Linked DNA regions of Homo sapiens: all the other regions are linked to region 1. A link is a loop called in an ENCODE intact Hi-C map of the cell type or tissue named here. Cell type or tissue: IMR-90. All regions are shown on one strand.

Evidence for each region. Hi-C counts contacts between places; a loop is a spot of excess contacts. Peaks named below come from ENCODE experiments on the same cell type or tissue, not always from the same donor. Only the 100,000 strongest peaks of a DNase experiment are listed, where the experiment ranks them.
Region 2: a loop joins it to region 1, with 9 times the contacts of the local background. A loop is called at or near these places in 18 of 110 quality-filtered maps.
Region 3: it touches region 1 in a loop (3-fold over the local background); 43 of 110 quality-filtered maps call a loop at or near these places.
Region 4: a loop joins it to region 1, with 13 times the contacts of the local background. A loop is called at or near these places in 107 of 110 quality-filtered maps.

Annotation. Positions count from the first base shown.
Region 1 is chr7:127,705,401-127,713,400 of GRCh38, reverse strand. SND1 (staphylococcal nuclease and tudor domain containing 1) reads right to left here. Exons shown (of 24, transcript NM_014390.4): 9 at 5,754-5,844. Among named protein-coding and RNA genes, the nearest start is that of SND1, 57 kb to the right of the region's middle. In IMR-90, a CTCF peak has its summit at 4,483 (motif pointing left); DNase peaks (open chromatin) are centred at 4,480 and 5,750; H3K27ac peaks cover 174 bases.
Region 2 is chr7:128,318,197-128,326,196 of GRCh38, reverse strand. It overlaps RBM28 (RNA binding motif protein 28), which reads left to right. Exons shown (of 19, transcript NM_018077.3): 11 at 306-379; 12 at 1,503-1,638; 13 at 2,606-2,670; 14 at 4,773-4,931. Among named protein-coding and RNA genes, the nearest start is that of RBM28, 22 kb to the left of the region's middle. RefSeq lists an enhancer at 6,170-6,671. In IMR-90, a CTCF peak has its summit at 3,952 (motif pointing right); a DNase peak (open chromatin) is centred at 2,576.
Region 3 is chr7:128,027,977-128,035,976 of GRCh38, reverse strand. The region is part of intron 16 of SND1 (staphylococcal nuclease and tudor domain containing 1); the gene reads right to left. LRRC4 (leucine rich repeat containing 4) reads left to right here and starts at 4,540. Exons shown (of 2, transcript NM_022143.5): 1 at 4,540-5,064; 2 at 5,237-8,000. The coding sequence starts at 5,337. The coding sequence ends at 7,298. RefSeq lists silencers at 3,257-3,326, 3,977-4,096. In IMR-90, CTCF peaks have their summits at 69, 3,924 and 4,581; a DNase peak (open chromatin) is centred at 3,866; H3K4me3 peaks cover 880 bases.
Region 4 is chr7:128,205,942-128,213,941 of GRCh38, reverse strand. MIR129-1 (microRNA 129-1) reads right to left here and starts at 6,070; the gene lies at 5,999-6,070. It overlaps LOC124901744 (a long non-coding RNA gene), which reads right to left and starts at 7,646. Exons shown (of 2, transcript XR_007060516.1): 1 at 6,867-7,646. In IMR-90, CTCF peaks have their summits at 3,988 (motif pointing right) and 5,329; a DNase peak (open chromatin) is centred at 3,991; H3K27me3 peaks cover 4,586 bases.

The DNA.
Region 1 (8,000 bases):
CAGATATTTTAAATCAGGTAAAATGATACAGAACTGCTGTTGAGTTCCAGGTTATGAAAAGTAATGCATGTATTTTTTTCCATTTTTAACTTAATGTTGCTATCCAGTGTTCTACAAGAAAGGCTGGCAAACTATGGCCCAAGGGCCATCCAGCCCACTTCATATTGTTATAAAGTTTTCCTGGAATATTGCCACAACCATTCATTTACACACTGTCCATGTCTGTTCTCCTGCTACCATGGCAGGGTTCAGTAGTTGCAACAGAGACCACATGGCCACCAAGCCTAAAATATTTACAATGTGGTCCTTTAAGAAAAAGCTGTCCAATCCCTGTTTTACAACATATTAGAAAATGAACACACTTAGTGGTATATACTGGTTAACATTTCTAAAGACATGTTTGGCAAATGTGAGCCAAATAATTTCTAAGGAAATAACTGCCAATTACTTGGAGATTTATTCCACTTTCTAAATAACGAAAAAAATTCTCAACTACATGAATATAAACCTATTAGAGACTGGTCAAAAATATTATGTTGCAGCCTACAATGAAATATTACACATCAATTAAAGAAGTAAGCTCTTTATTTTGGGTCCCTCTCTAAACACCTCTAGATAAAAGGGATCTGTAAAACGTATCTATACATAAGCCCAAAAGGAAGAAGATAATGAGAGAGAACACTGCAACAAAACCCTGGAAGCTGGAAAGCAGATGGATGAGTAGTAACTTACTCCACTGACTCACAAAAGCTAAATCCTGAGACAGTGGCGAGAAAACACAATAGGCAATCTGATTTATACCGCAGTCCCACTCTCCCTAATCTGCCAAGACTCAGAAACTGTCAAATCAAGCATCTCAATTGGGAATGAAAATGGGACCAAAAATGATGGATGGTTTCAAATCTTTGTAAGAAGCAGATGGATTTCAAGATGTATACCCTGGCCAGGCATGGTGGGTCACACCTATAATCCCTGCAACTTTGGGAGCTCAAGGTGGGAGGATCACTTGAGCCCAGGAGTTCAAGACCAGCCTGGGCAACATAGGGAGACCTCATCTCTACAAAAAATTTAAAAATTAGCCAGGTGTGTTAGCGTGCACCTGTAGTCCCAGCTATTCGGGAGGCTGAGGCACGAGGATCGCTTAAGCCCATGAGCTTGAAGCTGCAGTGAGCTGTGATGGCACCACTGCACTCCAGCCTGGGTGACAGAGCAAGACCCTGTCTCAAAAACAAACAAGCAAATATGTATACCCTAAATCCCACACTAGGGTCATTGCTTCTAAACTCAGTGTTTTAATATCTTATTCTCAAATAAGACAGAAAACCAAGACTCAGCAAATATCTGAGGAAAGCCTCTAATATGAAAAATAAGGGACCAAAATAACCCAAGAAGGGGAGAGGAGAGGCTTGAAGAACATAGTGAGTGCGCAGTAAAAATGAAACTAAAAAAAAAAAAATCAATTTCGCAGAAAGCTAAGAGATGATTTTTATCTCTGAAGTCAGTATAAAACTTTATTTTTTAAAATAGTAAAAGAGAAACATGCAGAGAACAAAAAAAGTTCTTAAAAAATAAAACAGTATCATGTCAATAAAACTACTGAAAGGTAACTATAAAGAAATCTAAAAAGAATAGAAGATGAGACAGAAAATAGGAGAAAAAAACTGGAAGATGAGCCCACAAAATCCAACAACCAAATAATAGGAGTTCTAGAAAAAAGAGAACAAAGATTCTAGATGGAAACCAACAAAAGAGTTGGGAGAAAAAGTCTCAGAACAAAACAACTAAACATTGAGGCATAATATGCTCAAATATAGATAAACAAAGTGCATCGCTATGAAATGTTGGAACACTAGGATCAAAAAGAATTTGCTAAAACCTTTCAGAAAGAAAAAAATATATAAGGATAAGAAATCAGGATGGTTTCAGATCCATAAAAAAATTAGAAATCAAAAAAGTTTCTGATAACTACTGACAGTGGAGTGATACTGATAGATACAATTCTAATGGAAAATGACTTCTAAAATAAAATTCTATATCCAGCTAAACTATCAAGTGTATGTAGAGAATGGACATGAAAGGTCTCAGAAAATTTACCTCCCAAGCATTCTTTGCCATGAAGTTAGAGAATGTATGCCACTAAAACAAAGTTGCAAATTATAAAGAGAAAGCTGTGAGATCCAGCAATCCTAGCTCCAATCCAAGAGTAAGGCAAAGAAATCCCTCAGGACAATGGTGAAGAAATCCAAAGATGACAGCTCTAAAACAGGCAAAAAGAGAAACCAGTCCAGATTGATGCAGGTTGCAAAGCTCCAAGATACTGTTAGCAGACTGAATGAATCTCCTCTTGAGAGGAGATTTAGACAGAGTTTGGAGGCTGAATTAAAATAAGTATGTAAAAAAATGTAAATTTTAAAAATTATTAACTCCAGGGAAAACAAAAAAATTTTGCAGGAAACTAGAAGTAGCCATAATATGCTATATAGCACTGTGGTGATTATCACTTAAAATAAATACTGACTATTAACTAACTTATGACATAATCATATTGGAAGAACTGGGTAAGAGCACTGTGCGCCCTCTTGAGTATGTGTGCTTATGTGAAAAAACTAAGTCCTCCTCTTCCATGGTATGAAGGAAAGGAGTTGCCCTTAAACTGAAAAATTAAGAAATAGCCATGTAAATGTTTTATTCAGGGATGAATTAGCCAAGAGTTGAAAGTGACTGCCTCAAGGAAGAGTGAAATTGAACTGGTACATTCTTTAGTAAGCCTATAAAAAATTTTTAAATTTTCTGTATTAAAAATAAAAATGTGCAAACTTAAAAATTACACACAAAAGAGTACAGATCAGTGCTATTCAAAGTGGCTGCCAGTCTGCAGTAAGATAAGGAACTTGTACTAGAACATTAATCAACTACATCACTAAGAACATTGCTGACTTTTTTTTTTTTTTTTGTAGTAAGCTTTTCTTGATGAAGGAAGTAATGCCTTGATTTACATTCTGGCCCAAGCTCCTTATGTCACTTTATCAAGGCATTTTGAGTAGGACTGGTATAGATCAGAGATCATCAAACTATTAAGTAAAAAGCCAGATAACAAATATTTTAGGCTTTGCAGGCCACGCAGTTTCTATCACAACTACTCACCTCTGCCATTATAGCACAAGAACAGACACACACAATACACAAGCGAACACATATAGCTATGTTCCAATTTATTTACGATACTGACATTTAATTTCACATAATTTTCACATGCCACGATATATTTTTTATTAACGCAAAATCCATTTTTTTCAGTGTAAAATCCACAGATCATGCAAAAACAAGTGCCCAGCCAAATTCAGCCCATGGGCCATAGTTTGCCAACCCTGAGACAGACACTATGATCAACTTTGTTAAAAAAAAAAAAAATTACAAAACAAGGCCAAGTCATAGTGTTTCATGTACTATGGGTATTTATGCTTATCTTCTTTATGTTTTTTTCCTGTTTTAAAAGCAAAACGAATGCTAAAGAATTTTTAAAAGTCAAGTTTTAAAAACTCTTTTCCCATTTCTCTCTACCCTCTAAGCGGACGTGTACCCAAACAGTCTCAATTTATGTTTCAATTTCTACAGAAGATTGGTTATTCCTCATAATTCTCCATCAGATGATTTCTAGAGGCAATCTCCTCTACTTTGGCACTGTAATGAATAAAACTTCATTGTCATGATAAAAGCCTCGCTCTCTTTTAAAGAAAAAACAGATCCTAGGATCCTAGATTTTTGAAAATGGAAAAAATTCTTCTACAGGTAGGTCTCCCTTTTCTAATTACCAACAAAGTCATATTTAAGATAAATGCAAAGCTCAATAATCTAAATCCTTTGAATTTTGTTCTTATGCAGTGCTTTAGTTAACTCCCCAACCAGCCAAGGCCCAAAACTCTTCAAAATATTCTAGGTTTTTCTACAAACTCAGTTTTAATAGAGGACAGGCTGGTAGGAACACGACAGGGTACTAAGATCCTCACATGCCTCATCTACATCACTAATGTCACAGACTCTCAAAGTGAAGATGGCGAAAAATTGAAGGCCTGCCTCCCTTTTTGGGTGAAAAATCATCCTTTCATTCTGTAGCTATGTTAACACAGCTATGCTAACTACGGGAAGCATAAGCACAACTGAGTGAGTTCCAAGTAGGCAGAGCAAGCCATGTCCAAGTGTCCACACACGTACACGCCTCACAAAGAAGGGACATTGTGGTCTGCAACAAGACCTGGAGGATGCCAGGATATCCCAACAGGTGCAAGTCCCACTCATGCCTACCAAAAGGAATGATTTTGGCTCACCTCACAGCTGCCTGGACATCACCTACAAAAAGAGGGAAAGAGGCCACTAGACCACTCTGTGACCTATTACTTTGGGCATCATAAAAAAGAGAGTGAAGAAATTTAGCCAGTTCCTCAGAGGTTGCTTAAAAGACAGACTTTCTCAGGCTCACAGTGCCACCTAGTGGCTTTCCATCCTAAACTCATGGTTAGTTGACAGGGAGACAGAACCTCTCAGTCCAAGAATTTGGCACTTAACCACTTTTAGCCCATAAAAACAAAACTTCTAGCATCTCTTGGCAAAAGTAAAAATAGGCTGGAAAACATTACAGCATTTTGGGAAGACACAGAGAGCAGGTCTACTACTCAAGTTACAAAACCATGCAACTAAGAAAAAACATTTTTATAGCACTGCTGATACCACCAAGGATAATAGCTCTAGTTCCCTTCAAAGTAGTCTATCCCAAGACATATCAATGGAAAACTCTCGGGGCGGTGGGGCGGGGAACCAAGAGCTCCAAAACAGAAAGAAGAGAAACTTGAGGTCATATATTTATAGGTGCTCCTTGATTTGCACCAGGGTTAACTCCTGATAAACCCATCATAAGCTGAAAATGCTGTAAGTTGAAAATGCATTTATCTCTCTTCAGCCAGGAAGGAAGGGAGGAAGGGAGGAAGGCAGGAAGGGAGGAAGGGAGGAAGGGAAGAAGGAAGGAAGGAAGAAAGGAAGGAAGGGAGGGAGGGAGAAAGGAAGGAAGGAAAGAAGGGCACTTAATACAACCTACCAAACATCACAGCTTGGCCTAACCTACCTTAGGTTAGGTAGCCTACTTTTGCTTAGGTTAGTTTACCTAACCTACCAAACATCATAGCTTGGCCTAACCTACCTTAAACACATTTGGAACACTTACATAAGTCTACAATTGGGCAAAATAATCTAACACAAAGCCTGTTTTATAATAAAGTGTTGAATATCTCATTTAATTAATTTACTGAATACTAGACCAAAAGTGATAAACAGAATGGCTGTATGGATACTCCAAATGTGGTTCCTACTGAGTATCTATTGCTTTCACACCACTGTAAAGTCAAAATATCTTAAGTCGACCCAGCATAAGTCAGGGACCATCTATACTTGGACATAGGAAATCTTAAGATAATGCTATTTGCTAGGCAGATAAAAAAGAAGTCCTAAACTATGAGAGATATTTCAAGCTAGTTTGAAGTTAGCTAATTTACAAAGAAATTTAAATAGTCTAATGGTTTCTAAACCCCCTACAATAAACACACACACACACACACACACACACACACACACACACACACACACTCCTACTGGCTTGCCTTGAAATTTTCAAGAGCTTCAGCATTTCTAATTGTTCAAATTCTTGTATTATTACTCGCCTGGCAATGTCCACTATGCATATCAAGATGCTGAGAATGACTCACCTTGGCAACAAACTGCTTGTCCTTTTGGTCCAAATTAGCTGTGGGAGCCACATAGTCTCTCCATATTCTCAGCCTGCGCTCTTTGGCAAACCTGGCAACAAAGCAAGGATGCAAGATCATTCAGACTCAGCAAATGGAATCCACCACTACCATGGGAGCACAGTTGGTGCAGCATCCTACTCTACCCTATAGATGTATCCAGAAGAAAGACTACCAGTCAAACCAGAACAAAGAGCGAGAGTAAATGAAAACATGCAAGATACATATATAAAATGTAAGCCCACAGCTGGGAGACTATGGTCCAGGCATACAATTTTTTGAGCCTAGATGGTTCAAGTCCACCTTCATTATTAACTCTGGTTTATCTAATATCTCCTGGGTGACTACTACAAAAAAATGGGAAGAACCCACACATCTAAACAAACATATTTCTTAAAAAGCACAGACCTGCTCAATTTCTATCTGAATTACAAAAAGGTTACCAGCTACCAAATCCTATATATAAGAAGAAAACTGTCATGACAGTGCATCTATAGAATAATTAGAAAATGAACAAAATCCTCATAAGTTCACTGACAAGAGTTTAAAAAAACCTATGTAGCCAGAAATTTATTTTGAAGTATTATGCCCAGTAGATATTTTCTGAGCCAGACTATGAGTAGGAAATGGAATATGTGCAAAGATTAAAAAAAATCAATGAACAGCTGTCTTAAACCACTTACAAATAAGTGGATACATGTGCAGTGAAAAGGAACTATTATTTCTGAAAACAGTATTGCAATCTTTTGTTTTAGAGAAGCACTAAAATGAGAAAAACACAAAGCAGGATGTAGTAGTTGTAAAATACAAGAAGTAATTCAATACAGAGGATGCAATTTTACCTACAATTCAAGTAGCTCAAATACAGCATGCAAAACAGCAGACAAGTAATCACATATTATCAAAATAGGATTTGCATTCTCTGGTCTAAGCTTGTTTTTTAATGATGAGCACTCCCCCAAAAAATCCATAAAATCTTCTACCGATGTCATATAACATGTAGATATTATTTTCATTGCATTCACTTTCTTGAAAGAAAGGCAAGATACTGGGCCAGGCACAGTGGCTCACACCTGTAATCCCAGCACTTTGGGAGGCCAAGGCGGGCGGATCACGAGGTCAGGAGATCGAGACCATCCTGGCCAACGTGGTGAAACCCAGTCTCCACTAAAATACAAAAAAAAATTAGCCAGGTGTGGTGGCATGCGCCTGTAGTCCCAGCTACTGGGGAGGCTGAGGCAGAGGAATCGCTTGAACCAGGGAGGTAGAGGTTGCAGTAAGTGGAGATCGTGCCACTGCACTCCAGCCTGGCAACAGAGCAAGACTCCGTCTCAAAAAAAAAAGGTGGGGGGGGGGAGGGGGGGCAAGAAATTAAAGAATGCAAAAAAAATCAAATTAATTTAGAATACTAATGAACATAACAGGATTCTCTGAACCAAAAAACAGAAATTGAGCATTGTAGAATAATCGGAAGTATTTGGAACACTGTACTTGATACGGTTATTATATCTTTCTAACTTAATTGTAGAACAACATAAAAAAAATTCTAAGCAATCACTGTTCTTTTCCATCAGACAATACACATGTCAGATGTGCCACATCAAATGGCCTAGATTAATATCTACTTTTATAAAAACCTGCAAATACTTCTGCTTATAGGTACTCAAGGATGAAAAAGACCTAAGAAATGGAATAAATACTATAGTTATTCATTCACGTCGTTGCACATCTCTTAGCTGTATATCTGTCACAAAAATGTAGTTATCAAGACCATTATAACTTTAAGATTCTGAAACAAGTCATACAGCAAGACTTGAGAGTGGACTACTGTCATCAGCTGTGTGTTGTCTTTGCTTAAATGTGTCATGCAAGGTGGTGATTCAGACTTTCCCGAGCATCATTTCCATTCATCTATTGTTGCTACCTGCTTTATTTTCTTCCATCTATCCCATCAAATGGAGAAAGTTCACCTACATCTACATCTACATCTACATCTACATCTACATCTACATCTACATCTACATCTGCATCTACATCTTGACGCTGACAGTTGAAATGTCGACTAATATTTGGAATTTCTACATGCAGTTTTCTAGAAACAAGTTATTCCTATATCTGCTTTAACGATAGCCAACAAGTCAAAAACACACCAATAACGTCTCAGAGTTATATTAGTGTTTATAACTGAAACACACTTTTAAATAAGTT
Region 2 (8,000 bases), 610 kb before region 1:
AAGTAACTGGGACTACAGGTGCCCGCCACCACGCCTGGCTAATTTTTTGTATTTTTAGTAGCGACGGGGTTTCACTGTGTTGGCCAGGATGGTCTTGATCTCTTGACCTCATGATCTGCCCGCATCGGCCTCCCAAAGTGCCGGGATTACAGGTGTGAGCCACTGCACCCGGCTACATGGCTGTACTTAATAAATGGATGCCACCTATCCCTTCCACTCTGTGTCAGGCTGTTGCCATTTGCAATGTTGTCTTTGGTTTATCTGTGGGAGTTTGGGATCTCACTGAATTGTGTCTCCTTGTGCAGGTTGTGCATTTGCCCAGTTCATGACTCAAGAAGCAGCTCAGAAATGCCTTCTAGCTGCTTCTCCAGAGAATGAGGTAAGGAAGATATTTCCTTTACCTTATAACACAGGAGGCAGTTTGGCTCTTAGGGGCAACATCTGGTATTTATACAAAGCTTTATTATTATTTTTCTTGTCAGTAATAATAAAACTAACACTTATTTAGCACTTTGTGTTAGGCACTGAACTTTACATGCATTATCTTAATCATTACATCAGCCCTTTGAGGTAGGCAGAATTATGATCTCTACTTCATAGGTGAGGAAAAGGGGATAATAACGTATCTGATATTTGTTGCTTGCTGTCTGTGTCAGCCTCTATCCTAGACTGATAACATGAAAGACTAGGATGAGGTATTAAGGTCGTCTGTGAAGTAGAGTAGATGTTTGAGAGAGAATGTGTGTGGGTGATGGAGAATTACTCCATTTGTTCTATAGTCGAGTATAATGTTATCTAATATTGCTGTTATTTCTTAAGTCCTCTTGAGTAAGTACTCTACTATTTCACTAGCTTACTTTACAATACTAGACATTTGCCTGGTTACAGATAATTTTCCTCAGTTTGGGTCTACTTTGGGACTAATCAACTCCCAGAAAATAAATTCTTTACTGCTGACTGCCTGAAATACACATGTGGCCTTTTGCACAGCTATACTAAATATTGTGAGGCCCAGTGATCCATTTGTAGCTAGCTGAGCTGAAACGTCGTAGGGCTTGGCTTCCATAGCGTAATTGATGTTTGCTGTATCCCTTTCTGTGGTGTTCTTGTCAGGTGCTTAGTTTCTAGTTTCTACTCATTATGTGTTGTTTTGTTTTGTTATTTTTTTATTTTATTTTATTTTTTTTGAGGTGGAGTCTCGCTCTGTCTCCCAGGCTGGAGTGTAGTTGCGCGATGTCCGCTCACTGCAAGCTCCGTCTCCCAGGTTCATGCCATTCTCCTGCCTCAGCCTCCTGAGTAGGATTACAGGCGCACACCACCATGCCCGGCTAATTTTTGTATTTTTAGTAGAGACGAGGTTTCACCATGTTGGCCAGGCTGGCCTTGAACTCCTGACCTCAGGTGATCCACCTGCCTCAGCCTCCCAAAGTGCTCGGTTTACAGGTGTGAGCCACTGTGCCCGGCCATTATGTGTTTTAAGAAAGGGTTGTGATCTGTTACAGGCTGGTGGGCTTAAACTGGATGGCCGGCAGCTCAAGGTTGACTTGGCGGTGACCCGTGATGAGGCTGCAAAGCTTCAGACGACGAAGGTGAAGAAGCCGACTGGCACCCGGAATCTCTATCTGGCCCGAGAAGGCTGTGAGTAGGGAGATGTAACCCACACTTCTAAGTACCTGGCCCTGTGCCATAATCATTGATCAAGCAATAGTATGCCTGGAAGCATGTTTCAAATTAAAAACCCAAATGTTCTCTTTAACAGTGTTATATGATCATTCCACTTTAATAAATGTGGCTCTCTATTAGTAAACCTTCACTCGTTTTTGTGGATTAACTGTCCCATTATCTTTTCTGCCTGGTTGCCTTTAGTCTTTTTCAATAGAGGATTGGCAAGGCAAAGGGGGAGGAAGAACTCAAAATACCTTTGCTTCTTGTCATCATTTCTAATAAGAGGTTTTCATTATGACTAAAATTACTCTTTTGGATTATTCATGGATTTAAAATGTGCACCCAATACTTTCCTTTAGTGTCAGAAAGACAAAAAAATTAGCTTTAAATTTTTAAAAAAATTCTTCTAGGTCACACAGCATTTATCAGCTCACCTCCTCCATAGCTTCACAGCCTGTACTAGTAATGTCCTTTAGCCTTCGACACCAGCCTTCTATGGCAACATAACTGTTTTCGGCTGGCTTATCTCACTGTTTAGTAATGGACCTCAAGTATATAAGGAACAGCAAAGTTAAGTTCCAAGGGCAGATTATAGGTGGAACATTGTGCATTCTAAATGCCCAAAATGTACTTATGTTCCATACTTCTTCTAGGCCTTTCTTTCTGACTTTGGGCATGTACGTGAAGATTCTTTGAGGGGAGAGAAGGAGAAGAGGAATAAAATCACAAAATGTTTAGAGTTTTAGTCCTTGAGAGCAGCTCTGAGCCCAGAACTTAGCCCTGTAGCCTATTTCTGGACCTAACCAAATGCCACCGTGTCCTGGCCAAGATAGTCCTCTGGGCCCTGTACAAAGAGTTTGCATCATTCAAATCACATTCCTCTTGTTGCTCAGTGAAAATTCCCTTGTTGATGTCTTGGCCTTTTTCCCTCTTTCTGCAGTGATTCGTGCTGGGACGAAGGCTGCAGAGGGTGTGAGTGCTGCTGATATGGCCAAAAGAGAACGGGTGAGTAGATTAGGCATTGACCTTCACGTTCTGCGTGGCCTATAAATCAATCAAAAATAGTTATCGAATGCTAGATGTGCTCATCAAAGAGCCCAGTATGGTCACAGACCATACTTATTGCCCTGTTAGGGAGAAAAGCACATAGGTGAAATAGCAAGTAACCCAACATCATACATAGTATTCTATCTGTTTTGTATGCTGGTATAAAAGAACTGTGTCTTATTATTTGTTTCCCTAGTGCTTGGCAGTAAATGTTTGCTGAACACATGCTGCTACATCATGCAGTAGACAGTCAGAGGCTATTGCTACATGTAATTAGGTGTCAGTATAAACACAGAATAATGTAAAAGAGGAAGATCAGAATGAGCTGGAGTTATTAGAGAAGGGAGAAGATATGGCTCTTGAAAGGGGTAGCTGTCAGTTGGGAGGAGTTATAATCTCCAGATTATAAAATCATTTTAGAAAAACTCCATTTTATGGATGTTTCCGATGTTAACCGATAACTCATATTCCTTTGCTGCTTGGTAATGTTCCCAGTAATTTTTACTTTTTCCCATATAACTTACTTTCAAAAAGCCAAGCCAGCCTAGAAGGGTAAAGATGCATAACTGTGAACAGAATTAGCTATGGAACCTTAACATGCAGATGAGGAACAGGGGTGAGAGTGTAATGACAGCAGGAGGCAGTGCGTCTTTTTTTCAGTGGGCACAGATTCTGCACTAGTGTTTTCAACTTTTGTGGTAGTGAACACCTAGAAATCATAGGCTCTGGAGACCCATCCTTAACTGGAGAAATTACAGAAAATTTTAAAGCCTCAATTTTATAAGGGCACTATATACCCTTGTCTGATCACAGTGCAATAATGACATATTTAATTTAAAACTAATTTTGTTAGCAAAAAGCTCATTCAATGATAGGTATGCATTATAAATTCACAGCAGGCACAGCTTTTCCTGACAGAAAAATAGTCTGTTGAACTTAAACATGATAGCCTTTTCAGATGTTCCTTTAATAGTCGTTTTCCAAGGGATTTGTTTATTTTGTGATCTGTTGGTACTTTTACCAAACAAGAAGCAGCAGGACTGAGAAGACTTGACAAAAGAAAAACTTTTAATTGAAAACTTTTTTCTACCAACTTGGTTTAAAAAAAACTAATTGGGAGAAGAATGTCATCTTTCATTTCATTTTAGACACAGATCACGCAGGAACTGGGGTTTTGTGGCAGCATAGTTGAGGGTATTGCTCTAAGAGCAAAATATGGTTCTGTGGTCATTGATACTCCTTTGCCTCAGGGTGGCAGAGTTGAGACAACACAGCATTCTGTCAAGTATTCTTTGAATAACTTCCATTTCCTTTTGGAAGGATTAGATAATCAGTTGAGCTGGTGGGTAGATGAGGACTGGGCATAGATATTAATCACAGTATTATTTGTTGTTTGTTCTGAGCTACATTTTGAGCTAGGGAATTTTTTTTTTTTTTTGACCGAATTTCACTCTTGCTGCCCAGGCTGGAGTGCAATGGCACGATCCTGGCTCACCACAACCTCCGGCTCCCAGGTTCAAGCGATTCTCCTGCTTCAGCCTCCCGAGTAGCTGGGATTACAGGCATGCACTACTATGCCTGGCTAATTTTTGTATTTTTAGTAGAGACAGGGTTTCACCATGTTGGCCAGGCTGATCTTGAACTCCTGACCTCGGGTGATCTGCCTGCCCTGGCCTCCCAAAGTGCTCGGATTACAGGCATGAGCCACCCTGCCCAGCCTTATATTATCTCATTTTGGCCTCACCTCAGTGCTCAGAGACCTTGATCTACTGTTTCGTTTTATAGATGAAAAATTGTGGCTTTAAAATTTTATGTAATTTCTCCAGTTAGGGATGGGTCTCCAGAGCCTATGATTTTACTATTACCCACCCACCATCTTGTTCCCTTGGACTTTTCTTTCCCTATACTAGGCATTGTAAAGCTGCGGTGTGGGCAGTTTCCATCCGTTTTCTATATGTGTGGTTATGGGATGAGGATCATAATTCTTTCCTTTTGGAGAATTATGAGCCTACCTCTTAAAAAGAGTGGGTTGTACTGTTAACCATTGGTTGTTCTTTCAGTTTGAGCTGCTGAAGCATCAGAAACTCAAGGACCAGAATATCTTTGTCTCCCGAACCAGGCTCTGCCTGCACAATCTCCCAAAGGCTGTAGATGACAAACAGCTCAGAAAGCTGCTGCTGAGTGCTACTAGTGGAGAGAAAGGGGTGCGCATCAAGGAGGTGAGACGTGGCCCTGACCATTTTGGAGCTTTCATTCTGATCTTGGGTCAGATCAAGCATTTCCCTCAGGCTGTGGTGCCAGATTTTGTTTGTTTGTTTTGAGACGAAGTCTCACTCTGTTGCCCAGGCTGTAGTGCAGCGGTGCAATCTTGACTCACTGCAACCTCCTCCTCCTGGGCTCAAGCAGTTCTCCTGCCTCAGCCCCCTGAATAGCTGGGACTATAGGCGTGCGCCACCACGCCTGGCTAATTTTTGTATTTTTAGTAGAGAAGGGATTGCACCATGTTAGCCAGGCTGGTCTCGAACTCCTGACCTCAAGTGATCTGCCCACCTCGGCCTCCCAAAGTGCTAGGATTACAGGCGTGAGCCACTGTGCCGGGCCATCAACAGACTTTCTTCTGGACATGTTGTCAGCATGCATAGCTGAGTTTAGCAGTTTCTTGGTTTTGTTCTTTTTCTTCTAAGAATTGTCTTTTACATCTGACTGAATTACAGCAGAATGCAAGGAAATCTCTGTCTGCATGAATTAATTTAGCAAGCATTTATTAAATGCCTGTTGTGTGCTTAGCATTATACTTTGTGCTATCATGTGAATTTTCTTGCAGAGAAAATAATCTGCTTTGCTTTTTGGAAGAGTATTTTACTCCTAGTTAGATTCTTACCCTGTGTTCAGAGTCCCCTATGCCTTGTGGTCAACACAGGAAGCCATGTAGATGTTCAGCAGTTGAATTAGAAAAACACTGGGTTCACACCAACTTGGTTAGACTCTGTGTGAGTACAGAACTTTTCTGCCTCCACATTCCCCTTTGCGTATTTCTCTTTTCTTTTTTTTCTTTTCTTCCTTTCTTTTTTTTTTTTTAGATGTGGTCTTGCTCTGTCTTTGGCTGGAGTGCAGTGGCACCATCTCGGGTCACTGCAAACCGCCACCCCCCCCCCCCCCAAGCTCAAGCAATCCTCCCACCTCAGCCTCCCAAGTAGTTGGGCCTATAGTTACACACCACCATGCCTGGCTAATTTCTTTCTTTCTTTCTTTTTTTTTTTTTTTTTTTTGAGACGGAGTCTCACTCTGTCGTTAAGCTGGAGTGCAGTGGCATGATCTCGGCTCAACGCAACCTCCGCCTCCCGGGTTCAAGCGATTCTCTTGCCTCAGCTTCCCGAGTAGCTGGGACTACAGGCATGCACCACCACGCCCAGCTGATTTTTGTATTTTTAGTGGAGACGGGGTTTCACCATGTTGCCAAGATGGTCTCGATCTCTTGACCTCAAGTGATCCGCCTGCCTCGGCCTCCCAAAGTGCTGGGATTACAGGCGTGAGCCACCTCGCCCAGCCCATGCTTGACTAATTTCTTGTTTTTGGTAGAGACAGGGTTTTGTCATGTTGCCCAGGCTGGTCGCAAATTCCTGAGCTCAGATGATTCCCCTGCTTCGGCCTCCCACAGTGCTGGAATTATAACAGTGAACCACTGGGCCTGGCCTTGCATATCTCTGTCATACTGGTTACTATTACCCTGGCCTCAAACTGTCTGTCAGTCACTTCTCCCCACTAGACTGAGTTTTTGAGGCAAGCGTTATCTCATTATCCCCAATCCTTGGTGTAGTACCTGGTACATAGTCATCTCTTAGTCAATATTTATTTTAAAAGTACCATTGCCAATATTTTGGGCCTGCTTTACTCTGTTTCGCTACCATAAACTGTTTTCCTAATCCCTGAAAACCTCTTCAAAATGTATGGATTGGTATTTGGGAGATTACTTGAGAGAATGTGAATATATCAGCACATATCTGACACCACAGTTAGTAAAACTGCTCAGTGTTACTGGTTATAGGGGAGGGACAGTTGTGTAATTTCTCCTATCATCCGAATACTTAGTGCCTACATATTTAACACCTGTCATAATTTAGAGAAATTTATGTTTATTCTAGAATATTTTGCATTATGTTGAATTTTCCTCTTAATTCTTTCCTATTTGTATGTATAGTGTCTCAGTAAGATGGTAAGCATCTTGAGAACAGGATCTTCATTATATGCTTCTCTTGATTCCCTTACAGTGTATGACAGTTCTAGGCACAGAGTGGACACTGGACATAAACTAAATGCGGCATCCATGCATCCCCAATACTTAGCTGTTTCCATTACATGAGAACGACAGCTTTGGTAGTAATGGCATGTAAATGATCAGTTTTCTCGAAAAATCCTACCATACTTTGGTGCCCCAGATGTTTACTACATCTGGCTTAAGGATTTAAGGGAAAACCACACTAGAGAGGATCTGAGCTGCAAGCAAAGAGAGCTGAAACTTCTTCCTATATTTCTGACCCTGTATGTTGGAGAGACTTTTTCCTATGCTTGAAATGTCTTTCTTATCTAAAGCCATCAGGCCTTCCTCCTTTCCTTCTTCAATAATTTCCTTCCTGAGGGCTTTTTTCAGTTGTAAGATCTGTGGACAGTACTCCATCCTCGGCAGCAACTTGTTACACGCTTAAAATACCATGTACCTCTCAATTTGTATGTATCGCAAACAGTTGTGTTTGTATTGTGTTTGTTTTTTAACATCCATACCGCTTTATAAATTTTCTTTAGGAAGTTTTGTTTATGTGCTTTTTTTTAGGTCTCTGTTGATGTCTATAAGCTAGTAGAAAGCAAGAAAATACAATTTTAATCTGTTTGATGGTCTTAGTAGGTAAATTCTAATAAGATGGACACACATAAGTGTTATTCCAGTGTGATTTTTGTGATGGTGGTATAAATGAAGATTATGTTTCAATAACCTGATTTTTTTTTTTTTTTTTTGAGACAGGGTCTCACTCTGTTGCCCAGGCTGGAGTGCAGTGGTGCCATCATGGCTCACTGTAACTTCAACCTCCCCGGGCTCAGGTGATCCTCCTGCTTCAGCCTCTTGAGTAGCTGAGGTGCCACCACACTGGCTAATTTTTTGTATTTTTTGTAGAGACAAGGTTTTGCCATGTTGCCTAGGCTGGTCTCAAACTCCTGGCCTCAAGCAATCCTCCTGTCTCGGCCTCCCAAGGTGCTAGGATTACAGGCATGAACCACCATGCCCACCCAATAGC
Region 3 (8,000 bases), 320 kb before region 1:
GTGGCAAAACGATACCCAGCTCACTCCTGGAACACCCTATGAGGCATTATGGACATCTAGTGGCTGCTCAGGATAATGCCTCAGGGATGCATATCAGGTTAGGGAGTGGTCTAGCCTTGGGCTTTACTAAGGAACCCAATTATCCTGGCTGGGTGGGAGAGTCCTGGGTCCTCTAGATGACCATTTCTGTCATTTTCTATTGGCGACCCAAAGTCACTAGGAAGTGCAGACTGGTGCTATTGAAGACTCTTCTTTATCCCAATCCAGCAAAGTATAGTTGCACTGGCATACAAGCCCACATTAGACAGGCATTTGGAAATATCTTCAAGGCCCAGGTTTAAATGCCAATTAGCCATACATTGTTACTTAGAGGAACTGAGGTCAAAAAGGACAGACTCTGATACTAATCAGTCATGTAGCTTTAGGTAAGTCACTGTGCCTCTCTGAGCTTCATCAGTGACATCTGTAAAGTGAGAGGTTAAATCCAGATAATCTCCAAGGTCCACTTTAGTTTAACATTCTGTGATCTATGTGTCTTTTTAGTAGCTGGGAAAACACAGTCCGATTTGCTCTGCTCCAGCACTGTGGATCTCTAGATTAAATGAAGAAAGCATTCTCACTTAACTTTGTGGCCCATTTCCAAGACTTGGCTACAATTCCAAAGGATCAACCTTCACAGAGCTACATATCTGAGATGGGACAGGAATCATGGACTAAGAGAGCGGTAAGAAACTTTCTAATCCATTTCCTTGATTTTATAAATGGAAAAACTGATGTTTAGAGCTATTTTAAGATTTGTCACATGTCTAAAGGGGACTAGAACTCAGGTATCCCAATCTTAGCACAGGGCTCATTCTATAATACCAGGCTGCTGACACAGGCCTTCCCCAATCACTGCTGGCTTTTTTAGCTCTCTCTGGCGTTATCACAGCAGTCTCCCTGTGTGAAACTGCAAGTGAAAACAATCTGAATCCACTGTCTCTTCCTCTTAGGGTGTAAGTAGCCTTCTTTCCTTCTTATTCTTTGGTGGCACCATTCCAAATCCAAGAAGCAGTCAGAGCCACGGGCTGTGAGGAGCAAGATGCCATAGCTAGATGGTACTTGGGTTACCAAAATGAGAGGCTGCAATCCCACTTTCAGCTCAGAAGGGCTGTGTGCAACGACGGCCCCACAGCCTCCTCTGTAGTCCAGTTAGTAGGTTCAGTGGTGCTTTCCTGGCCCAGCTGGCTTACAGGGGGCAAAGCAGCCTGATGTAGAGCTCGACAGAGCTTGGGCATAGTCACCTTCATGGATGGCAGTCACAAATACTTACTGAGAGACAACCTCATTACTAAGTACTGGTCTGACCCAACTCGGCCCCCACTTTCATCTACCTTTATAGTGCGGGGCAGCAGCTTTCATTTGTGGAGCCTGGAGCTGAACAGACAGGGTTTGAGTTTGCCTACAGTAGCAGAGGACCAGCCCAGGCAGAGACCCTGTTGCCTGAGGAGGGAAGGATAGTCATACTTAATCGCTGCCATCCAGACCCTGGCCAGGGGTCTCCTCAGGCAATAGATGACTCTACTAGGTCGGTGCCAGCTATAAAGGAGCAGAACCTCTCACCAGAAAGTCTGAGTGCCCAGATGGAACTAAACCCCAGTATCAGGGTTTGACTTACCTCCATGTCTCCCTCATTCTTTTTCTTGATGAGAGTTCATTTTCTCAGCCCGTCTCCTACCCTTCATCTTACTTCTCTGACACATCCTTCACTGAACTTTCCTACAGTCTCTCTCTCCTCCCCCCTCCACTTGCCTCCACCATTTACTCTATGAAGAGTAGACACAGCGGGCATTCCTGTTAGTGATGAAAACATCGGACTCAGGGTTTGAAGGCTGGATGGAAAGGCTGGCTCTGTTACTTTCTAGTGTGTGACCTTGGGCAAGTTATTTGCCTGCCTAAGCTAAGTGCCTTCATCTGTGAAATGGAGACAAGTGTGGCAATTACTTTCACTGGGTAAATGAAGATTAAACAAGAACAGATATAAGTTCTTGGTATGGTGGATAGTACATAGTAGATAAGCATCCCAGTAAATGACTATTGAAGTGGATGAATGAAACCTGAGTTCTCATCCCACTAGGAGAATACTTTGGGGAATCACTTCCACACCCAAGTTTCTTGACATCTGAGACGTGCTGAGGCTCAAATCCACTATCACTTACTAGTGACCCTAGGCAACGTTTGACTCATATAAAATGAATAATAGGGTTGCAGTGGAATACAGAGTAAGGGTTCAATAAACAGAAACTAACAAGGTTATTATTTGACAGCAAATGATAACAGAAAGGTCTTGGCAAAGAATGGGGACTCCAACTTGCCTACAAAGGAACCGTTTCCAGGACTTCAAGTATTCCATGGCGTATTTAAAGAGGTTCAGGTTACTGGGCAAAAGACAATACTCAGAAATAGGTGTGGTAGAAACCAGAGAGCTGAGAAATCTGGGACCTCCTCGTTCTTAAGCAACAGCCCACGCGCAGGTGATGAGGGTTTATCAAGCGAGCCTGCCAGAAATCACACGGGGAGAGGGGTGGGTTGAGGAGTCTGGAGGCAGCTCTTGAAGGGAAGGGATATTAAACCATGCTATATTCTACTGGACCGGCTTCCCAGGGCTCAGCTAGATTGCCTCACCCACAGTCGGCAGAGAAAGGGGCAGTCTTTTTTCAGGGGGGTGGGAAAAAGCTGACCTAGTCCCCTTCTCCTACACTAGTCTGTCAAATGCCTTAGGGTCTCCTACCAGAAATAGGAGCAAGAATTCCACCCCCACTCCCAATCGCTACCCCTGGCTGCTACGCAGTTCTTCTCAGAGTCCTAGCCAAGGAAGGGCTGGCGAGCTCACAGGGCAGGGGGCTCAGCCGCCCGCCTCCCTTCCCCCAGTTCTCTGGGGGCAGCGGGGAGCAAGGGGCGACTCCGGCCAGCGAAGACTGAGAAGCCGCGGCTGCAGCTCCATGAATGAACGGGCTGTGTCGTGGGCTCCGGGAGTTCACCTCAATCCTTCCTGCCGGCCTCTGTGCTGTCCCAGGTTGCCATTCCCCAGCTCATCACACTTGGTCATTCCTGCCACTGTTTCCCGCCCCCGCAACCCTCATTAAGGAAACCCTCATTTAAAGCCCCAGTGAGAGCACAGGAGGGGTGAGGCAAAGCGAAGGAGGGGCTGGCGGCAGTGCAGCAGCGAAGCCCGGGCTCTCGGTCCTGGGAGCCTCGTGGCCCCGGCCGCCGTCCCCCGAGTCCCCACCACGCAGTTCCGAACTCCGAACGCGAGTCCGCGCCCCGTCAGCAGTCAGCGGGGGTGAGGATGACGCGGGCCGGGCGAGAGGCAGGCCAAATGCAGCAGCCCCGCCGCGGGCCGCCGGGCCCCTGAGCCCCGCTCTTCAGAGCCAGGGGGCCCCGGGTGCGGGCCGGAGGGCGGGGGCCGGCGCGGGCTCTCCCGCCGCAGCCCCGCGCCGCTCCAGCCTATCAGCGGCCACCCAACTGCTCCCTCCGACCGGCCCAAAATAGCTGCGAACGCCTGCGACTTGCGCGCGGCCCCTCACTTGACGCTCACTCCGGCTCGCTCGCCCGCTCGCCCTGGCCCCGCTCCGCTCGTCTAGAGGGGGCGGGGAGGAAGCGGCCCGGGGAGGGGGGAGGGGGGAGGGGGAGAGAGGAAGAGAGGAGGAAGGAAGGAGGAAAGAGGAAGACGGGCGGCCGGAGGCGCGGGGCTGCGCGGCGCCGGCCGGCGCGGCGCTGGAAGGCGCCGGCGTTAACCCCGCGAGGCAGGCGACGGAGGGGGAGCGGCGCTAATACATAAGAGCACTGCATCACGCTAATCTTCTCCCAGAACAGTATGCGTCAGCAGTACATTCACGTTCTGACTGAAGGACAAAAGGATGAGAGAGCAGTCTGCGTGGCTGCCGCCTGCAACACCGCGAGCCCGGCGCGAGGAGGAGACGGTGGGCGCCGCGCGCAGGGGCCCCGCTGCTGCTGCTGCCGCCGCTAGCCAGCGGGGACTATGTTCCTGGGCTCCGGAGCGTTTCCCGCAGCCGCGACCCCCGCTGCTCACGCCGCTGCAGCAGTCCGCTGGCGGCGCGGCCACTGAGGGCGCCGGGAGCCGAAGCCGCGAACTCGCTCCCTCCGCACAAAGCCGGAGCCGGCGGCGCGCCGGGGGCCGGGCAGCGGCGGGCGGCGACGGGCGGTTGCGCGCCGCCGGGGGCTGCGGCCGCCGCCGCCGCCGGACCCGCGCCCGCCCCCGGACTCTCTGAAGGGGCCTGCGGTGCGGGCGCGACCGCGGGCGCCGCGCGCTCCTCCGGCCGGCGGACCGGGTCCGAGCGCAGCCGCCACGCCGCTGGTCCTCGGGGGCCGGACGGAGCGCCGCCCCGCGTGCCGGCAGCCGGCGGACTGGAGAACTGACCCCCCGTTTTTGTCTCTTCCACCCTCCGAGAAGAGGCGAGGAGAAAGGGGGTGTGTGTCTGGGGAGGGCGAAGGCGCCGCGAACACCTCCTCTTAACTCTCGCCGCTCCGCGAGCTCACGACCGCAATCAGCTGCCGCCGGCCCGGAGCGGCCGACGCCGGGAGAGGGAGCGCAGCATCCAGCGAGTGCGGCCTGGGCGGCTTCGGGGCGCCCCCGCACTCCCTCCGGCGGCGGCCCGCAGAGCGGGCCGGGGCCGCCGGAGCGCACTTTGGCGATGAAGCGCCTTCCCCCGCGGCTGGAGCGAGCCGGTGCCAGGGTCCAAGGACAAAGCCGGGAAGCGCTGGTGGCGCCGCTCCTTGGGCGGAGGGGGGGGCATGCACCTGCATAGCCCGCCGGGCCTTGGCTCTCCCAGGCGCGCCTCAACTCCGCGGCTTCGCCGGCTCCGGCTCCGGATTTACTAGAGGCCATTTTGTCTCCCCCACCCCTTCCCTCCCCTCCCCTCCCCTCCCCTCTGCCCTCCCCGCCCCCACCACTTCCCCCTTTTGTTAATTAAAACTAAGAAGTCGGAATGGGAACGAGGTGCCCAGCTCCCGTGGAGAAAGCTTAAGGACACCACGCCAGTGCTTTCCTGCCTTCCTTCCGAGGTAGGTGACGGCGAACTGGGTGGGGACGGTTGCAGTGTGGGAGAGTCGTAGCTTTCGGAGGGCTTGCCTTGAGGGTGGGTTGGGAGACCAGGGGCCGCTCGAGTTTGGCAGGATTTTTTTCGGCCGATCCGCTCCGTCTCTCTAATCGCCCCCTCCCCACCTCCTTCTCCAGATGGAAAGAGGAGCTCCTAGCTCACTTAAGCCGGGGTAGGGCTGGTTCTCCTTTCCGAGCCAAAATCCCAGGCGATGGTGAATTATGAACGTGCCACACCATGAAGCTCTTGTGGCAGGTAACTGTGCACCACCACACCTGGAATGCCATCCTGCTCCCGTTCGTCTACCTCACGGCGCAAGTGTGGATTCTGTGTGCAGCCATCGCTGCTGCCGCCTCAGCCGGGCCCCAGAACTGCCCCTCCGTCTGCTCGTGCAGTAACCAGTTCAGCAAGGTGGTGTGCACGCGCCGGGGCCTCTCCGAGGTCCCGCAGGGTATTCCCTCGAACACCCGGTACCTCAACCTCATGGAGAACAACATCCAGATGATCCAGGCCGACACCTTCCGCCACCTCCACCACCTGGAGGTCCTGCAGTTGGGCAGGAACTCCATCCGGCAGATTGAGGTGGGGGCCTTCAACGGCCTGGCCAGCCTCAACACCCTGGAGCTGTTCGACAACTGGCTGACAGTCATCCCTAGCGGGGCCTTTGAATACCTGTCCAAGCTGCGGGAGCTCTGGCTTCGCAACAACCCCATCGAAAGCATCCCCTCTTACGCCTTCAACCGGGTGCCCTCCCTCATGCGCCTGGACTTGGGGGAGCTCAAGAAGCTGGAGTATATCTCTGAGGGAGCTTTTGAGGGGCTGTTCAACCTCAAGTATCTGAACTTGGGCATGTGCAACATTAAAGACATGCCCAATCTCACCCCCCTGGTGGGGCTGGAGGAGCTGGAGATGTCAGGGAACCACTTCCCTGAGATCAGGCCTGGCTCCTTCCATGGCCTGAGCTCCCTCAAGAAGCTCTGGGTCATGAACTCACAGGTCAGCCTGATTGAGCGGAATGCTTTTGACGGGCTGGCTTCACTTGTGGAACTCAACTTGGCCCACAATAACCTCTCTTCTTTGCCCCATGACCTCTTTACCCCGCTGAGGTACCTGGTGGAGTTGCATCTACACCACAACCCTTGGAACTGTGATTGTGACATTCTGTGGCTAGCCTGGTGGCTTCGAGAGTATATACCCACCAATTCCACCTGCTGTGGCCGCTGTCATGCTCCCATGCACATGCGAGGCCGCTACCTCGTGGAGGTGGACCAGGCCTCCTTCCAGTGCTCTGCCCCCTTCATCATGGACGCACCTCGAGACCTCAACATTTCTGAGGGTCGGATGGCAGAACTTAAGTGTCGGACTCCCCCTATGTCCTCCGTGAAGTGGTTGCTGCCCAATGGGACAGTGCTCAGCCACGCCTCCCGCCACCCAAGGATCTCTGTCCTCAACGACGGCACCTTGAACTTTTCCCACGTGCTGCTTTCAGACACTGGGGTGTACACATGCATGGTGACCAATGTTGCAGGCAACTCCAACGCCTCGGCCTACCTCAATGTGAGCACGGCTGAGCTTAACACCTCCAACTACAGCTTCTTCACCACAGTAACAGTGGAGACCACGGAGATCTCGCCTGAGGACACAACGCGAAAGTACAAGCCTGTTCCTACCACGTCCACTGGTTACCAGCCGGCATATACCACCTCTACCACGGTGCTCATTCAGACTACCCGTGTGCCCAAGCAGGTGGCAGTACCCGCGACAGACACCACTGACAAGATGCAGACCAGCCTGGATGAAGTCATGAAGACCACCAAGATCATCATTGGCTGCTTTGTGGCAGTGACTCTGCTAGCTGCCGCCATGTTGATTGTCTTCTATAAACTTCGTAAGCGGCACCAGCAGCGGAGTACAGTCACAGCCGCCCGGACTGTTGAGATAATCCAGGTGGACGAAGACATCCCAGCAGCAACATCCGCAGCAGCAACAGCAGCTCCGTCCGGTGTATCAGGTGAGGGGGCAGTAGTGCTGCCCACAATTCATGACCATATTAACTACAACACCTACAAACCAGCACATGGGGCCCACTGGACAGAAAACAGCCTGGGGAACTCTCTGCACCCCACAGTCACCACTATCTCTGAACCTTATATAATTCAGACCCATACCAAGGACAAGGTACAGGAAACTCAAATATGACTCCCCTCCCCCAAAAAACTTATAAAATGCAATAGAATGCACACAAAGACAGCAACTTTTGTACAGAGTGGGGAGAGACTTTTTCTTGTATATGCTTATATATTAAGTCTATGGGCTGGTTAAAAAAAACAGATTATATTAAAATTTAAAGACAAAAAGTCAAAACAAAAATATTTTCTAACTTGTAAGTTCTATTTAAAGGGGGTGGGGGGGAATCTTGGGAACGTTGTGGGGTACAAGCCACAAGTTAACTTGCTATGCTGCCAGAAGGGATTTCTGGTATAAGGTTGAAATTGCTGAGATAAAATAAACTAAAACAACAAACATCCTTAAAGAGGTAGGGTGTGGGCTGCTGAGGGGGCAAGAGGGATAGACTGAATCTGTCATTTTTTAGAAGATGCTTCATAGGACACAGGACTATCCATTTCTACAGACATCTTTCTTAAGCCGAGAGCTGTCTTTGCAGAATTATCTTATTAAAAAAAAATACAAAAAAAAAGCACCATGAATTTGTACTGTGCCAAAATGATAGTGGCAATAATATTTTTCTTCAGAGGCTAAGGGGAAGATAGACCTGTACATGTATTTTAAGCAGGAAAACCACCAAAATTCAAACGAACCCTTAAAGGGGCTGAGTCTTTGTCCATGTGCACAAGTCTTGGGGGTCTGTGCACTGGACACACATGTGCCTTGCCTGACAGA
Region 4 (8,000 bases), 500 kb before region 1:
AGGTGGGAGAATCCTTTTAGCCCAGGAATTCAAAACCAGCCTGGTCAAGATAGTGAGACCTTGTCTTTACCAAAAATACAAAACTTAGCCAGGCATGGTGGTGTGCACCTGTAGCCCCAGCTACTGGGAAGGCTGAGGCAGGAGGATTGCTTGAGCCCAGGAGTTTGAGGCTGCTGTGAGCCATGATCGTGCCACTGCACTCCAGCCTGGGTGACTGAGTGAGACCCTGCCTCAAACAAACAAAACAAATGCTCATAAATGTGTTTTTCTTTGTTACAGAAATATGCACCCAAAGGAGCATTTTTCCAGCCAATTATCCTGTGCCCTTCCGATCTCATGACTTAGAGTAATTGACGCCATCTCCCTCATCTGGATACGTGGAAAAATGACTATTTGACGTTGGCTGCATCCCACCTACTCACCAGATTCTCTTTCCTCCTTCCATTCCCTGGGGCTGCAGGTCTCATCTCCGTCCAGGGGTATTTCCTGCCAAGTGCCTGGTTGCCTCTTTGCCTGGAGGAAGGCCCCAGGGCCTAGTTTACTTTCTCTCTTCTTTCTTTACCTTTTCCAAAGTTTCCTTGTGAAATCCTACTCCTTGGGCACCCCCACATTCCTTTCTTTCTTATGATACCACTAGAGCTGGCCCATGGGAACAGTGATTCTCAAACTTGAATGTGCATCAGAATCACCTGGAAAGCTTATTGAAACACAGATTGTGGGGTTCCACCTTCAGGGCTCTGGTTCAGTAGGTCTGGGTAGGGTCCAGTGGTGTGCTGGAAACTGTTTAACAATGGGCTTTCAGAAAGAAAAATGAGCACTGATTTGTAATGTTCCACAGTGTAAACACTCTCACCGTGGTTGATTTCAAGCCCCCAGTGTGATGGTCACTAAATGTGGAGTTAGGAAAGAGACATGTGCAATTGGTTCTCCTGAGATGTTACAAACTGTCTCCAGCCACCCTTGGCACTGGGATCTAAGAATTTGCATTTCTGTTTTTTTTTTTTTTGTTTTTGTTTTTGAGATGGAGTCTTGCTCTGTCGTCCTGGCTGGAGTGCAGTGGTGCAACCTCAGCTCACTGCAACCTCCGCTTCCTGGGTTGAAGCGATTCTCCTGCCTCAGCCTCCTGAGTAGCTGGGACTCCAGGTATGCGCCATCATGCCCAGCTAATTTTTGTACTTTTCGTAGAGACAGGATTTCACCATGTTGGCCAGGCTGGTTTCAAACTCCTGACCTCAAGTGATCTGCCCCCTCGGCCTCCCGAAGTGCTGGGATTACTGGTGTGAGCTATCGCACCTGGCAGAATTTGCATTTCTAATAAGATCCCTGGTAGTGCTGAGCTGCTGGTCTTGAAGTGGTTCCTACTTCGAGAATCACTGCCTTGGAGGGCCGAGCATAGGAGTATGGAGTTTGGGAAGAGATTCCTGGATTGTGTGAATGACTCTGAGACTTTGACCTGAAAAATCTCATCTCCCCAGGAGCCTAGAAAGAGATTTCCTGTCTCACAGCAAAAGAAGCTTATGTCATGGGGACCAGCACAGGCTACACGGTAGATAAAGCCAACCAGGGCTCTATTTTGGGCTGGTGCACTGGCCTGGAAGTTCTGTGCCCTACCTTGAAATGCCCCCCTGGCCACAGACCACTAACCACGCAGCTGCTGCCTCAGGCGAAAGTCCACTCCCACCTTCCCTGGCTCCAGGGCCCGCAACTAAGGAGCGCAGCTGGACAGGACGGGTGCACGCGAGTCCCAGGAGGCTTTCCCTCTCAAGAGGACGAACCATATCTCCGAGAGTGCTCCTGGCAGAACAGAGCATAGATGCTGGGGAAGAAAGGGAAGGATACAGGAAAGGAAGAATGAGAGAGAAGGAAAGGGTTAGGGGCGGGGGTAGGCGGGGAGAGAAGAGGGTCCTCAACACAGATGCTGATGTGGGGCTGGCAACTTCCAGGGGACTTAGGATGCATCCAGATTAGGCAAAAAATGAAAGCACCAAACCACACCTGTCCATCCCCTGACTAGCGCCATGCCAGCTTCATTCCTTGGGCTCTTTGATTTTCACTTCCTTGGTCACCTCCCCCAGGTCCAGCCCGATGAGGCCACTTCTGGGAAGAACAAAGGAGGCTCTGTAGGCTCTGCTGGGATGAGAAAGATCATCCCAGGAGGCAGGCAGGATTAACATGCGGCAGTGTTGCCACACACACTCGTGATATTATCCTGTTGGTGTATAGGATTATATGTCATTAGGATTACAGGGTGTAATAACTCCAGGTGCATTTGACATTTCTATTCAAATTGTACTTTGGGGAAACCTATAGGTTTTCCTTGCTGATGATTTATCTGGTTCCTTCCCCTGAGAGCCTGGCGTTCCCATCCTGCTTGCTTCCCTGCCTGCCGCCCCCAAAACTCCTTCCTGTGCCCTCAGCGGCTCCCACTCTCAAGGACAGCTGTTGGGGCCCCAGTCCTTGCTTTCCTGCCGAGTGTGGGGTGGGCCTGGTGGGAGAGGAGATTGTATCTGATCCAGCACATTCCTCTCATTTTACAAATGCAGAAACCCAGGCCCAGAGCATGATGGAGACTAGTTCAGGCCACTCTCTCCAGGTGGCCCAGCTTGGATCAGATCCTGGTCTCAGCCTCCTGGGAGAGGGGACACCTTGCCAAGGTGCCCCTGCTGGCACCTCGAGCAATCAGAAAGGGTGACATCAGCCACCCGGAGAGACTTCTCATTTTGCCTTCCACATTCCCCCACCTTCCTTTTCATTCCTGCCTTTCCTTTGTCAATTCTGTGCCACCTCTTCATCTCCTCCCTCCCTCCCCGAAAGGCCATGATGGCCCGCAGGTCAGGACAGCCCTTCCCGGCCTGAGCCTCTCCAGCTCTGGGAGTTCCAACACCACTGCCGGTTCTTCGAGAGCAGTGAGGGGACCTGGCTCCCCCTGGCTTCCCCAAGCCTCTCAGCCCACAAGGCCCTGGTCCTTCCCACCCGTAAGACTCTCCCGAGACCACACAGCTAGTGCAGGTGGGACCTGAGATTAGCATCCAGCTCTGATTATTCTGAAGTCCAGTTTCTCCCTCTGCTCACTCCAGGTCTGGCAGCTGCTCCTCGCTGTGGCGCACTCAGCCTTTGGCACACAGCCGCAGGCGCTCGGCAGGTGAGGAACCTGCTTGGGAGCAATAAAGCAGGGGGCAAAACTCCATGGCTGATTTCAGACAACCGACTGCTAAATGCCAGACACATCCACACAGCTGTGGAAAGACAGCCACTCATGAGCAGCCAAGCAGATGCCCCCCAGAGCTGATACCCCTGGACACAGAATCGGGGGCCTTGCTTTTTATGGTGGGGACCATCCATTGTCCTGACATTATTTCACTGACTAGAACCCACCGCCCTGTCAGAGGGGCATGATTTTCCCTGTTTTACAGATGAGGACACCGAGGCACAGAGAGGGCTAAGGACTTTCCTGAGGCCACATAGCTGGCGCAGGGACAACCTGAGATTTGAATCCAGATCGGATTGATTCTGAAGTCTGGGTTCTTTCCTTTAACATTGGGAACAGGAGCCTTTTTGGAATAGTGCCTCTCCTGAGTCCCTCTCCCTCTGGAGGGAATAGGTTCTCTAGGGTGGCAGGGATTTGAGTTGCAATTTGCGAGGCTCATGCAAAGGGTTAAGTCGTCAAATGCCTGAGATGTGGACCCAGAAGCCACTTTGAAAGGTGCCCTAGAGCAGTCTGGCTGTAGACACGCTCACCAAGGGGCTCTAGCAACCCTCCCCCTCCCACCTCCCCTCCTTCTCTCCTTCTCTCCTTCTCTTCTCCCCTTCCCCTCTCAGGCTCTGCACCCCTCAAGACTGCTCCTCACAAAAACTCTGATTCTGTTAGGAAAGATCTTGCAGTCCTAGAACAGAGTCTGGCACATAGACTCAAAATTCCTTGAGTGACTCCGCAGAATGAAGCTCTTTGGAAGCTGTGAGGTGCACTACCCCACTATGACCACACGATGCCACCCTTGAGCTGCACACGCATTCCCACCCGCATGCTGGCAGCAGGTGGCAGAGCAACAACTGCTTTGCAGCTGGGTGGGATGGGGAGGGTCAGGATAGCATCAGGGGCAGGAGCTCCCGTGGTCACAGGTATTATTCAGCCGTGCCGTTTTGCTCGTCGCCATCGTCCCTTCTCCCACTGCTGTCTGGCTGTCACCTAGTGGGGGCTCGGTTGGCCTCACAAACCTGCAGTAATTGTTCCTGGACCCGTAAACCCAGCCTTTCTTCCTGAACCTCCACAGCAAACCCCCAGCCCCACTCAGGATCCTTTAGCACCTCTGAACTCAGTTGCAGGCGACACGCCAGCTCACATATTGCCTTAAAATGGCCTCCAGCAGCTTCTGCTTAGGGAAGGAATCTTCCAGGGGCCTTGTTTCTTGAGGGCTGTGGCTCTGCAGCAGTAAAGGCCTTGGGGAGGCCTGATGCCACGCCCCCAACCTTGGGCTGTCTCGGCACAAGTGGCCACCCCAGGGCCGAGTGGGAGGATTCCAGATAAGGAGGGTCCCTGGCCCCTGGCCATTTCCTGGCCGCAGAGCACTACGGCACTCGGCACTCGGGAGCCTGGTCATCCGTCTCATTGTCAGTGGTGGACAACAAGATGGATGTCCGTGTGGTCATTCCTGACCTGCCGTGGCCTCACCGCGGCTGCAGTGTCGATCCCCCAGCTATCCGGCATGAGGAGGAGGGACTGGGAATCTACAACAACCTGTAATTGGCATAACCTGTTTTCTGCCCCATTTATTTATTTATTTAGATGGAGTCTTGCTCTCTCACCCAGGTTGGAGTGCAGTGGCGCAGTCTCGGCTCATTGCAACCTCTGTCTCCTTGGTTCAAGCGATTCTCTGCCTCAGCCTCCCAAGTAGCTGCAATTACAGACTTGCGCCACCATGCCCAGCTAATTTTTGTATTTTTAGTAAGAGTCGGGGTTTCACCATGTTGGCCAGGCTGGTCTTGAACTCCTGACCTCAAGTGATCTGTCCACCTCGGCTCCCCAAAGTGCTGGGATTACAGATGTGCCCGGCCCCTGGCCTCTTTAGAGGTGAGGACCCCACTTAGCTGTATTTCACTTCTCTCCATATCATATAGGTCCTCCTCTGTCCTTTATCCCAACATGGTTCTCACCTTTGGGGAAGTTTCCTTAGGCCCCCAACCCAACTCTTGTATATGACCCCTGCTGTCAGCTCTGTCCCCTGTCAGTCCCCTGCCCCCTGAGGGCTGACACCTGTGGGGCCTCCCCCAGGGATGGTAACTCACACCTTCCTCTTTCCCAGGGTGTGCAATTCCACCTCCTCTCTCTAGAGGTCTCTGGATCCTCAGCAAGCAATATTATTGACTCTAACAAGCAATCAAGGACTTTATTTGAAGGATTTGGGGGTAGTTCACAGAATGAAGGGCGCGGTTAAGATCCAGGCCAGGGCAGGGCAGACATTAGGCAAGTCAGTGATACAGGCAGTGGAAGCTTGTCATCTTCTCGCCATACACTGCTGGGATCAATCAGCATCAATTATTTTGTTCCCAATCTCAGTATCCTTTACAGATTTCAATTCTTGTGTCCACCCAGTGGGCAGAAGAGGGCAGGACCTCTTGAGTGACAACCCACCCAGAAGTGTCCATGGTGTGGAAGGGGGTCATCCCCAAAAGGATTTCAGAAGGAGATCATCTGTATACAGAGGACAGAATGCTGGGAGAGCTGTGTGACCTTCATCCACCAAAGCGGTTTTCCCTGGCATGTAATTGAGCCACTCCTTTATTTTTCTTATCTGTGGAGTCTCTCACTTGACATTGCCCACTGGTAAATGATGAAAAGAGTGGCATAAGTGAGGCCCAGAGAGGCTCAGTGCTGGACTTAAAGTCACTCAGCAACTCTAAAGGAGAGCCAGGAGACCCCAGTTCCATTCACTGTTCTTGGGTTTGCTGTGACTCACCTGGAGCCCTTGGGGCAGCCTCCCCTGTGGACAAGGCCTCCCGCAGATACTTTTTGGGGTAAGGGCTTCCTGACTACTGTTGAGAGGAACAGCAAGCCCAGACCGCAAAAAGATCCAAAGGAGACAGCAGCCATCCCATGGCAGGGGGGCTGGAGGGGAGGCTGTGGCCCCTCCAGGGCTTAGCTGGTACCAAGAAGACCGGGTCGGGGAGGGAGAGCCAGGACCTAGGGGGAGGAGGGGAGTGGGGGGGGAGGTGGGGGGAGAGGAAGAAAAGAGTCCTGGGGAGAAGAGAAAGCTGAGAGCCCCAGAGGCAGGAGGCAGGCAACAGGAATCCCAGCTGTAATCCCCCTCCACCTCCCAAAGTCACAACCTCCTTCTTATGAGACAGAAGTGGCCAAGCTGTAGCTCACTCCTGGGAAGGGGCAGTTTGAACCTGCGGCTCCCCTTCATTTTCCCCTTTCATCTCCTGCATCCTGCGCCTCCTCAGAGCCCTCTGCTGTGCCTGGGCTTCATTTGGATGGTCTGGCCCAGGGTCTCTCTGCAGCCGTGGTGCTTCCTTGGTTCCACAGTGTCAGTACACCCAGTTCCCACAGGGGACTCTCCCAGAGTCTCAAAATGCTAAGTGCCCCAAGAAGAAGATGCCATCCCTGGTTGAGACCTTGGGGACAGACATCTTTGAACTTGCAAGTGTGGGCTCTGATGTGCTTTCAGCAGACGCTGCTGTCATGGAAAAGGCAGGGGTCCCAGGGCCAGGCCAACTTAGCCTGATTAAATTGCTCCTGGCTGTCTCAAATGAGCTGTTTCTCCAAGGTGGCAGCTAAGCCCCGCATCTCACAGTGGCCTCCTGCTTCCATAACATGAGGTCAGCAATGCTACACAGAGGTCCCTGAGCCAACCTGGCCTGGGTCTTACCTGCCTTAGAGGCTGCAGCCCTGGAAGAGGCAAGGAGATTCCAGAAGTGTCACCATTGCAGGTTTGCAGAATGGATGGTGTCCGCCTCCAGTTCCCTGCAGAGCTCAGCATGCAATGGTTTATCTCTTGCTTTTCCTGAAGGTGTGGAGGAGCCATCGGGACCTGCTAGAGAGGGGCCCTCGTGCCTTGCCCAGACTCCCAACATGACACAACACGGACTTGTCAGCAGGGGCCAGCTGGAGGCACTGGAGAGAGCGGCCCTGCTGTGCAATCTGGTCCAGGGAAGAGGCCCAGAATGTGAGTGTGTAGCCATGGATGGGAGGGCGTGGCTGTGGAGCAGGCTGCAGTGGAGAACCTGGGGACAGAGAGACTCTGAGGATGCCTGTGCCGGGACAGGCATCCATCTGCCTCCCCATGGGTTGGCCTGGGTTACTCTCAGGAGTAAGAGGAGAAAACCCTTTCTTGCCCATGGAGCAGGCCTCTCCTTCTTAGCTGCTCATCTTGGAGCCCGAGCCCCTGTACCTGGCAGCGACTCTGGGGCAGCAGCCAGGTACACCTTGAGGGGGCACTGTGGTCTTCCACGGAATGGAGAATTGCCCACAGCCAGCTTTCCGCGCTGGCTGCTCCTGGGATCGCTGGGTCCCACCCCCACCAGCATGGTTCCCATGAAATCTCTTGGAACTCCAGTCCCTAACTCCCTCCTGCCCCACCTTCTTTGCTGCAGCCTGGGGCAGAACCAACACAGGGACAATATTGATTCGTGGTGGCGGGGCGCAGACACCCTCCTGGTGGGCTTGAGCTGAGCCACACAGGCCAAAGAGCCTGGGCCACTAGGCAGGGCTAGTGAGGGCAGCGGGGAGCATGGCAGGTCCCTCCGGCACCTACACAGGGGCCTGCCCCCACTGAGGGTGCTCTCTTCTTGGCATCCCCGGGGGCCTCCTCTTCCAAGGCTTCTCCTCCGTGGATTCTGCATGTCCGGCACTTCCGTGTATCCAGTGCTCACTTGAAGCACAGTGCTGTGGGCTTTCCCTGTGGGATCTCACCTGTTCCTACATCAGGAAATGAAAGTCCTATTTCCAGCTTTAGGGCAAAAACCTCAGAGTCCTCTCTGGCTCCTTCCTGTCACTTTACCTC